Linked DNA regions of Homo sapiens: region 2 is linked to region 1. A link is a loop called in an ENCODE intact Hi-C map of the cell type or tissue named here. Cell type or tissue: endothelial cell of umbilical vein. All regions are shown on one strand. Links, peaks and the distances in the headings refer to the core of each region. The heading gives the core; the rest is flanking DNA.

The links. Peaks named below come from ENCODE experiments on the same cell type or tissue, not always from the same donor. Only the 100,000 strongest peaks of a DNase experiment are listed, where the experiment ranks them.
Region 2: it touches region 1 in a loop (2.3-fold over the local background); 1 of 110 quality-filtered maps calls a loop at or near these places.

What each region holds. Positions count from the first base shown.
Region 1 is chr5:100,664,991-100,670,386 of GRCh38, reverse strand. No RefSeq gene overlaps it. Among named protein-coding and RNA genes, the nearest start is that of FAM174A, 130 kb to the right of the region's middle. RefSeq lists silencers at 1,555-1,755, 2,795-2,995. In endothelial cell of umbilical vein, for the core only: no CTCF peak of the experiment used is centred there; a DNase peak (open chromatin) is centred at 2,946; H3K27ac peaks cover 1,615 bases.
Region 2 is chr5:100,844,760-100,850,155 of GRCh38, reverse strand. The region is part of intron 4 of ST8SIA4 (ST8 alpha-N-acetyl-neuraminide alpha-2,8-sialyltransferase 4); the gene reads left to right. Among named protein-coding and RNA genes, the nearest start is that of MIR548P, 31 kb to the right of the region's middle. In endothelial cell of umbilical vein, for the core only: no CTCF peak of the experiment used is centred there; a DNase peak (open chromatin) is centred at 3,185; H3K27ac peaks cover 2,526 bases.

The DNA of each region.
Region 1 (5,396 bases), core at 65-5,064:
GTAAAATAGAAGGCAATACAAATGCTTACACTCATGCTAAAGACTTGTATTTATTGACTTGTATTTATGGTATAAACTACCTATCAATACATTTCCTAAAGTCGGTTACAAATCAGTTTATGAGTTCATGTGCAGGAAGTGTGTGTCTAGAAATTGTGGATGTGTGTATTCATAAAAGAATTTTAAAAACCATGTCAAAAGATTAATATTATTTTTGGTAAGAAGAATAAATAATTATAATAGTTTTATATATTTGCAGTAATTAAAAAATAGTAATATAATAAACACCTTTGTATCTGCCACTCAGTTTTAATTTATCTTAATGTTCTGTCACACTGGCTTCAGATCTGTTTTTTTTTACACTGATAAAATATTTTGGTACATTTAAAGTACCTTATGTTTTTTAAATTTTATTTTATTTTTTCTTTCTTTCTAGGAAGTAGTCTCTATCCTGAATTTGACTTTAATTTTCTGTTCAATTCTTAAAATTATTGGAAAACTTTTACTACATATATATGTTCTTTGACAATATATAATGTCTTTCGGCTTGTTTTTCATCGTTCATTACTTGGTATCATATTGAATTAACCATTTTTCAATATTTTCCCCATTCAACACTCTGTTATTGAGATATGTCAACTTTATGGGATTCTGGTTCATTTATCACCAGAGAAGCAAGAAAGCAAAGTGATTAAGATTAAAGCTTGAAGACAGACTAAATTAAAATCATAGCTTTGATGCTTACTAGCTTTGTGCTACCTTGTATATGGTACTTAACCTCACTGCACCTCGTTTTCCTCACCTATAAAATTATTTAATAGTTCTTATTTGACAGACTTGTGATAAGTATTAAGTGTGCTAATATTTGTAAGTTACCTAGAGCAGCATATGACGTGGTAATTTAAAAGAGTTTGTTAAAGAAATGACCTGTATCATATTCCATTATATGAAATGTATTCATCATATTTTGTTGAATCTTTAGATATCTCTTTTTTTACCATTGCACACTGTCCAGTATTCTGTTGCTAATAACATGTCTTTGAGGATGTCTCTGTGTGCATTTGCTCAGTCATTTCTGTAAGGTATGCTTGTGATGTGGAATTCTTGGGTCAGAAGATGCAGATGCTTGCTTTCTACATGGATTGCCATTGCACTAGCCATAGCTGTTTTCTCGCTTACAGTAAAATAATGTCTTCTATTACTGGAGAAAATTTAAATTTTAATAAAATCAAATGAATTGTGCTTTTCCCTTAAAATTTAATTTCCTTTATAATTTCATCATTTCATTAATAAATTATTCCATATCCTGGAGTTACAAAGATATCAAATAGGAGCCTATTTTTTCAGTTATGGATGACTTATCTACACTATTTATTAAATAGATTTTGAGAATGAAATTATTTTATTTTCTTGCTTAAGCTATCTTTTATTTGACATGTATTATTATCATTATAAATATATATTTAAATCAGAAAAAAAATAAATATTTCCATTCAAACAAAAAACATTGAACCTTTAGATTTCTCAATGATCCCATTGTCTTAACAGTAAGGAGACAGAAGAGAGGAGATCTAATACGAGTTGAGCCAGGTTCTAGGCTCCTGGTTAGACTTCATATGCAGAAGAAACTCTTATCACTGATCCCCATGGTGCTAAATATTTGAAGTACGCATCACTCCCCATTTCCTGTGTGAATCATGTTCTATTTCCATAGTATTTGGAATACTATACTTTTCTGTTTTCACTGATTTTCAATGAACCAATCAACTACCTGTTTCAGCAATGTAAGGTAAGTGACTTTCTACTGTAAATCACGTTATTTAATCCCTTTGATATTCCTATGAAGTACTTATAATTTCCAAATTTTTACAAGAAACCAAGGATCAGAAAGGTTACAATCATGCATAAGCTAAATAGCGGCAATATCAACATTTGAGCCCAGGTAGTAGTGAATCCAAACCAATATTTCTTTATTAACTGTATCATCATTTATTTTTCTTGGAGATAAGACTTAATATTTAAATCAGAATATCTTTGGGTTCACTCACAACACTTTCTTTTAGTTAACATAGTAATCTAAAACCCTAACTGTAAAGGAATTTATATCTTCTTTTCCTTTCTTTTTTTCCCTTTTTTTCCTTCTTTTCAGAGACCAAGTTTTACTCTGTGACCCAGGTTGGAGTGCAGTGATCACAGCTCACTCTAGCCTTGACCTCCCAGGCTCAAGTGATCCTCCAACCTCAGTTTCTCCAGCAGCTGGGACTAGAGGCACACACCACCACACCAACTAATTTTTATTTTCAGTTTTTGTAGAGACAAGTATCTTACTATGTTGCCCAGTCTGGTCTCAAAACTCCTGGGCTTAAGTGATCCTCCTGCCTTGGCCTCCCAAAGTGCTGGGATTACAGGTGTGAACCCCCATGCCTGGCCCTGATATTTTCCACTCTCCTTTTAAGTGAACTTTGAAGTCAAAATTCTATGGCTCTAAATTATATGGCTCACCTGAAATGTAAATACTTACCAGCACAGAAAGAAGTAATGAGGTTTTGATGGAAGTATTCCTATCTCAGAGTTAACTGTGGATATTTGTTGTACAAAAATTCATTGTTTTCTAAAAGTGAGATACATTGAAAGGAAAACATTAGGAGCCTATTAAAAATAAAGCTTAAATCACCATTTGTTTTAATTTTCTTCAAAAATTTGACTTTTGTTCACATCTCTATAAACATGTGGAGTATGTTTTTTGACAATGCAGTTACTTCCGGCATTGATAAAACCAAATAACACAAACACTCAAGGCTGTTTCCGAAAACTGAAATACAGATTTCATAACAGCCAACCACATCCTGAGTCATGCTTAAATGAGTGACACAATACAAATGTATCCTTTCTAACGTGGAAATTCTTTCAATCATCAGGCCAGCTATTGTTTGTAGCTCCTCACTTTCTTGCACAATCCTCCCTCCATTATTGTTTTGCTGTATGTCTAATTGTGGGGCTCTCCATGTTGCTATTATGAGTTTTCTAGCTGTGGATACAGATGTCACATCAATTGCAACTCTGTTTCATAGGTTATTTGGATATATTGTCTGCCATCTACAATTGGACAACTGATTGCCATGCATGAATTGCTCTAACTTCCTTCTTTTATCCAATTTCAAAACAAAGACAAACGTATCCTGCTAAGCTGCAATGAGGACAGATCTTGAGACATGAGGAGGCACTTCACACTGAATCCCCATTCTTGGGAATTTGGTATTGCTATTTCCTGAATGTAAGAACACTTTGGTGTCATAAATAAAGTCTAAGATATAAAAGACATTAACTTTTCCTCTGGGACAACAGCAGTACTTAGAAGTGCTTTCATAAGAAAAATATCTTGCAAATAAATTCTAGTCCTTTATTGCTCACAGTATCTTTGCAAAGTTCTTCCTATTAATCGAATTCTATTTTCAAAGGAAGGCCTGTTTTTGTACTATTCATTTATTTTTTATCTTGTCACTCAGAATTTTGCTAATTGGCTATAAAAATCAACTTTCTCTTTTCAGGTTAGCAAATCAACATTTTTTTTTAATCTATAGGAATCAACATAAGATGGGCTTGCAGGTCAAATTGCTGGGTTCAAATATTGACTCTGTTTTTACTAAATGGGTAACTGTCATTAAGTCTATTTCTCTGTGTCCAAGTCTTCATTTGTCAAATGAATTACAATTGGACAGATTTTACAGCTTAGGTAAAGGTTAAATTAGCTAATACATGAAAAAGATTTAGCAAAACAGCTAGGTTATACAGTCAGGTATAACATTGAAAAATATTAGCTCTAATAATTTTGGCCATGTTAGCTCTTAATAAAATGCATATATACAGGCAATATTGCTAAGTTTTGATTCAATCTTTCTCTTTGTAAGGCACCCTTATTTATTCCTAATTTATTCCTTTTGTCTTTACATTGTATTATTTATGTTGTTCAAAATCAAATATAATTCCTCTATCCTTATCCCATGTTTGTTGGATTATTTTGTTTATAAAGTGTATTTATTTGTCTAACCTTTCAATCAAGTGACAAGAATCTTGTCATTTACTGCCCAGGATAAAGAGGATAGATGGAATAAATAAGGTTGGCCCAGAGGAGTGATACAGATTTGCATGTGTGTCTCTGCCCAAATCTCATTTTGAATTGTTATCTCCAGTCTTGGAGGTGGGGCCTGGATGGAGGTGAATGGATCATGGGGGCAGATTTCTCGTGCACAGTTTAGCACCATCTTCTCGGTTCTGTCCTCAGGATAGTGAGTAAGTTCTCATGAAATCTGGGTGTTTAAAAGCAGCTGCATCCTGGCTGGGCATGGTGGTTCATGCCTGTAATCCCAGCAGTTTGGAAGGCTGAGGCAGGAAGATCACAAGGTCAAGAGATCGAGACCATGCTGGCCAACATGGTGAAAACCCGTCTCTACCTAAAAAAATACAAAAATTAGCTGGGTGTGGTGGCACACGCCTGTAGTCCCAGCTACTCAGGAGGCTGAGGCAGGAGAATTGCTTGAACCAGGGAGGCAGAGGTTGCAGTGATCCTAGATCGTGCCACTGCACTTAAGCCTGGCAACAGAGCAAGAGTGTGTCAAAATAAATAAATAAATAAATAAATAAATAAAAATTTAAAAAGCAGCTGCATCCTGACCACTCCAGCTCTAGCTCAAAGAGGCCCAGGTACAGCTTCAGCTGCTGCTTCAGAGGGTGCAAGCCTTAAGCCTTGGAGGCTTCCACTTGGTTTTAAGCCTGCAGGTGCACAGAGTGCAAGAGTTGAGGCTTGGGAGCCTCCACCTAGATTTCAGAGAATGTATGGAAAAGCCCAAGTGTCCAAACAGAGACCTACCCAGGGTCAGAGCCCTTACGGAGAACCTATACTAGTGTAATGCAGAGAGAAGATACGCGTTGGAGACCCTACACAAAATCCTCACTGGGGCACTGCCTAATGGAGCTGTGTGAAGAGGGCTACTGTCTCCCTGACCCAGAATAGTAGCTACAGTAGTAGCTTACACCCTCAGCATAGAAAATCTGCAGGCACTCAACAACCTGTAATAGCAGCCTCTGGGGCTGAACCCTGCAAAAGCCACAGGGCTAGAGCTGCTAGAGGCTTTAGGAGCCTACCCCTTGCATCATTGTTCCCTGGATGTGAAACATAGAGTCAAAGGAGGTTATTTTGGAGCTCTTAAAATGACTGCCCTGCTGGGTTTCAAACATGCGTGGAGCCTATAATACCTTTCTTTTGGCTAACTTATCCCTTTTGGAAGGGGAATGTTTACCCAATGCTTGTATTCCCATTGTATCCTGGAAATAACTAACTTATTTTTTATTTTACAGGCTCATAGGTGGAAGGGACTTGCCTTGCCTCAGAGGAGACT
Region 2 (5,396 bases), core at 335-5,334, 180 kb before region 1:
ATTTTTAAAATTTTGATTCCATGTGTAGTAATATGGTGCAAAAGTAGTTGTGGGTTTTGCCATTGAAAGTAATGGCAAAAACTATGATTCCTTTTGCACCAGCCTAATAGTTTTTGTTTTTGTTATTTATCTTTCAGTGGAGAATACATAAGATACCTGTATACTTAAAAAAATATAGTCTTTTGTAGTGATTGCAAAGGACGAATATGTGTAAGATAAATGGGCTACATAAACTGCCTTAGATTTGCCTGGAATTAAGAATTTTTGTTTTTATTAGAAATACTTGGTAAACATCTCATGCCCTACAACAGTGTTTTTTTGTTTGTTTTTTGTTTATTTTTGTTTTTTGGGTTTCTTTTTTGAGACAGAGTCTCGCTCTGACGCACAGGCTGGAGTGCGGTGGTGCAATATCGGCTCACTGCAACCTCCGCCTTCTGAGTTCGAGCGATTGATTCTTCTGCCTCAGCCTCCCCAGTAGCTGCGACTACAGGAATGAGGCGCCACGCCCGGCTAATTTTTTTTTTTTTCTCTATTTTTGGAAGGGATGGGGTTTCACCATGTTGGCCAGGCTGCTCTCGAACTGCAACCTCAGGTGATCCATCCGCCTTAGCCTCCCAAAGTGCGGGGATTACAGGCGTGAGCCACCGCGCTCAGCCAGCAGTGTTTCTTAAATTCAAGCTCACATATGTATTTTGCAGGTTCTGCGAAAATTTTCTTGATTTTAAAGAGGATTTGAACAATTCTAACTAAGAACACTGACGTAGAGAATTTTGAAGAATTACGCAGAAATTTGATTTCCAAGGAAGACGAAAACAAACCTTTCCTATTCTGACTTTAGACAAGACTGTTTAAATCCTTGAGTGTCAGATTTATAACCATTAAAATATACGTACCAATGTATATAATCGTATAGATTCCTTTGGGCTCTAAGAATCACTGGTTCTGAACTTTGTCCTTACACATGGGAATATTCAAACTGTCACAAAAAAACTCTTGTCCTTAATTAAACATCCTCAGGAATGTATTCTCTGTAACTTCCTAAACAGGTTCATTAAATTTTTGGTAATTATGATAATAAAGATAGCTTTCTAAAGTATTTCTTCTTTAAAGTCATTTTCTCTTGATATTTATTCTTTACATGTTTCAACACCACAGTTAAGTTAACCCAACATCATCTAAATGTTTACTTGACAGCAGAAGAAATATATATAAGAAATATATATATTTGAAATATATAAGAAATATATATACACACATAGACACACATAGTTACACATTCATATATATAAGCATGTATATATACCTAGGTAAATATTATATAAAAAGAATAGACAGACATGTTTGTTGCTGAATTTGCCCTTTCTTTGATTTCTGCAATTATTAATTTTTTTAAAAATGCGTAACTTTTTTGATAAATGTCAATTGTGGAAAACCTATATCTGAAGTAGTATTTATTTGTTATATATATGAAAAATAAAATTAGTATACATACATATTTACTGTTATATATACACACACACTGTACAGACTTTATATAGTCTATACTCGCGATATACTTTCTTTGTAAACACACACAAAACATATATATTAATATATTATATACAATTCTATGTATTCTCTTGCTGTTTCTCTGTCTCTATATATACTATACAGAGTATATATACTCTGTGTGTATATATGTGTATATTCTTTGTATATATACACACACTGCACATATATAGATATACTGTAAATAATTTACACATACTAACAAAGTATAAAATATACAAATATGTATTTTATATAATTATATAATATGTAATAGTATACTCATAGTATATATGTTTATTATTCTATACAAGTTACTTTGTTAGACGTTTTGTATGTCAAACATAGTGCCAATATATATTGATTTTCTTGTAATAATGGTACATTACTGAATCTTATTCAACTGTGGTCACTTAGGATTTTCAGAAATCAGTTTTTCCATGCTTAATGTATAGTAAATATCCCCCCTTTTATATTTCTGTTGTTGGTGTTTGACATGCCATCTTGAATTTATTTGTAGTAATTTCATCTTTTGTTTTCAAGTAGATATTGTTTTACATTATTACTTTAAGTGACTAAATAACTTTTGAAAAATTTCCTCATTCAGAATATAAGATAATAGTCTAATTGATTTACATACTTTATATGCAGTATCTTTTTTGCTTCATTATTTTTATTAAATAAAATTACAGTGAACAAGAGGATATCACTTAATGTACCCGCCCAGGATTCCCAGAGTTTTGCTAGAACATTGATATTTTATTTTGGCATACCTTTCTAAACTACCTGTGCCCGTACTTTACACCACAATGATCAATTCCATAATTCCTAGCTAAATGTAAGAGGGAAAAATTACGTCTTACGGATATCAAGTGACATATCTAGCTAACTTCTCATCTGGGTAGTATTCACTCTGTTGAAAAATATTTAATGGTTATTAAAAGAATGAAAGCACACATTAGTTGCTTTGGTAGAATATTTTTTATGGTTTCTAACAAATAAACAGATTATATTTTCACACATCATCCATCAACTTTTTTTCAGCATTAAGACTAACAAAAATATCATTTCTCAAATGTTAGTTGCTGCACTCATCTTTCAGATGTAAAAATTCATTTTAAATGAAAGTAAAGGTTAAAGTCTATATAAAATGAAGATGACCTTCTGCAGGATAACTTCATGTGAATGTCATGGGTTTGCAGAAGGATTTGAATCAGACCAGGCTCCCAATAGTCTTTAGCAAAACTATAGGCTAAAATACATCATCAATAGACCTCAGGAAATCAAGTTTATTAGTCACTCTAATGGATTGTTTTGGAGTATTCAATCAACTCAAGTCACATAAGGAAAAGCAATTTTAAAAAAACAACTTTGAAAAGAGAATATTCACTCCAAGTGCTTTCTGAAAATGGCTTACTTGTTTTAAAATTAGTCTTATGCTAAAAATATTTCCATATGGTTTCTATTTTGACCTATGAGCAACACAGCTGTAATATTTCTTTATAAAACATGTGTCCTAGTTTAATGTTTTTGAGTAGCTAGATGCCGCGTATTAGGTATTTTAAACCAAAGGAGATTTCCATGAAAGGATATTTCTTTCCTTACTGGCAGACTCTGATATGCACACTTCCGGAACTTCAGTGTTTCCTGATATTTTAATCTGGTTACCCTTCAGTCACAATGTTATTTCCTAGCAGATCCCGTTATTCATATTGCATTGTGTAATGTGGAAGTATAAATAGTTTATGTCTGAGAAGATATTCCCAAGTGTGTGGCTCAAACTGGAACCTATGGAAAACAGCTTTCATTCTGCCCCTGACCAATATGCTTCCCAGTTCTGGTTATCTCTCACTGAGACTAAAAGGCTTTGCGAAATATCTAGAATTTCTTTGGAAGAGTAGTTAAGCTTTCATAGCACCCCTGTAACATTGGCAAATTTGGGCTTTCCTTCTTGGTATGGATTTTTCTCTCTTCTTCACATAGATCATTTTTTATTCCTTCAAGTCTCAATTTAAAGGTTAAGTTTCAATTGGGCATCATTTCTCACTCTTTTTCCTTTTGGTGAGATTGACCTGGGTTTCTGCTCTCTGTATTCTCTTCTCAAGGGATGTATTTCCCTTTTGGAACATTCTTCATAATGTATGACTATTGTTTATTTTCAACTCTGTAGGTTTATTTTAAATTTTTTCATAGCAAAGATTGACTTATTCATCTCTATAACTAATAAGAAGCATAAATTCCCAGTATATGTTACGGTGGAGGTTGAGGCACATGTGCAAAGGGGTGGGGAATAAAAATGGGCAAAGTTGTGCTGAAGTTAGACATTGCAATTTGGTTCAGTTAGTTCTCTAGAGCAATTCAAACAAGCAGGGAACCAAGCAGAATTGAGGAAGAGGTTTTTTTCATCGATCTGGGTAGCACTAGAAATTATTTTCACTAGGCAGTATTGTGAAGAAGAGGGAAACTTTCAAGAAGGAAGGCTTGAATTCTAAATAGTGAGGATGTAATCTGGATAGTTTGTTTTCCTGCAATTTATTATTAATCAAACTATGTATCAACTTGTGCCCTGAATCTACTAAATTATGAAATTAATGCTTACTAAATTTTACCTGCCTGTGGTGTTGCTAGGGTAAAAATAAAAGAGCAAGTTCTGATAAGAAAAGTAGATGAATCATAATAATGAGGCATGACGCATGGGAGCATCCAGTTTGACCATCTATAAATTCATCCTGGCCACCTGAGAAAAGTACCCTAGATCTATAATTTAGTAACAGTTTTCTCTTGGGTGTTATCTTTCAAAATCTGCATAAAGAAATCAATCCATTATTTTTTAATATTAATTTATCATGGTGTTCAATAGAGGAAAAATCGTTACTAAAAATATTTTAGCTGGGGAAATAAATTAATTGTCATTATTTTATAAATTCTAAGACTAAAATTTCATAATCAGAACAAAGCGCTATACTGCTATATTAACGAACTACAGGGAAAGCTCAATAATTTGTTCTATTACCTTTTACTTTCAAGGCTCAATCTTTTAATGAGTGATAGAAGGTGCACAGGTAACCTCGGAAATTCCCTTGTTTATTTGACTTTTCAGGAGAAAAGAACATTGATCAATATGCAAAATATATACTGAGTTAATTTGCATTAAGTTATTCTAATTTAAGTCAAGATGACTGGTCGATTACGCATTCAGAGATTTCTTATATATAGTAAAATAATTAATATATTTTAACTAATTATTAAATATTAAATAGTTGGGAGTTTAAAGTTAAATGCAAATATAAATTTTTAGACAGTGAACATGACTAGCTACTTCCTGAGTTTGTGGAGAAAAGTTATTTAATCAATATTCCCATAAATCTTTGAAAACATTACAGGTCCTTATCTTCTTCAAATGATACAAGTGTACTTTAGCTTGAGTGTAATAGTTTAGATTAGGTCTTTTGTTTCTATGTGATTGATCATGGTCAGTTAACTAACTCTAGTGTCTCATGTGGTTGATCATATAATCACAGCCTCAGGCCACAACTTCCAAATTATGGCTATCGCCATTTGTCAAGCCAGCTCAACATACAAGAAGTAAGTTAGAGAATAAGGCAAAAGACTTGGGGCTTGACCACTAGAATTGCCATGTAGGAAACAAGATACTGATACATTCTGCCAACTTTTTCAGAGACTAGTGTGCCATATCAGATTCCTATTGGTAAGAGATCAAAGAAAGAGTCATTTCTGTTTCTTTTTCTCTTTGCTCTAAAACCTTACCCCCCAAATCATTTAAAAACCTGGATGAGTAAATACATTGTAGCAGAATAAGTTTAAAGCCTTTAGCTATAAACTTATTTTTAAAGTGGCTTTAACAATCT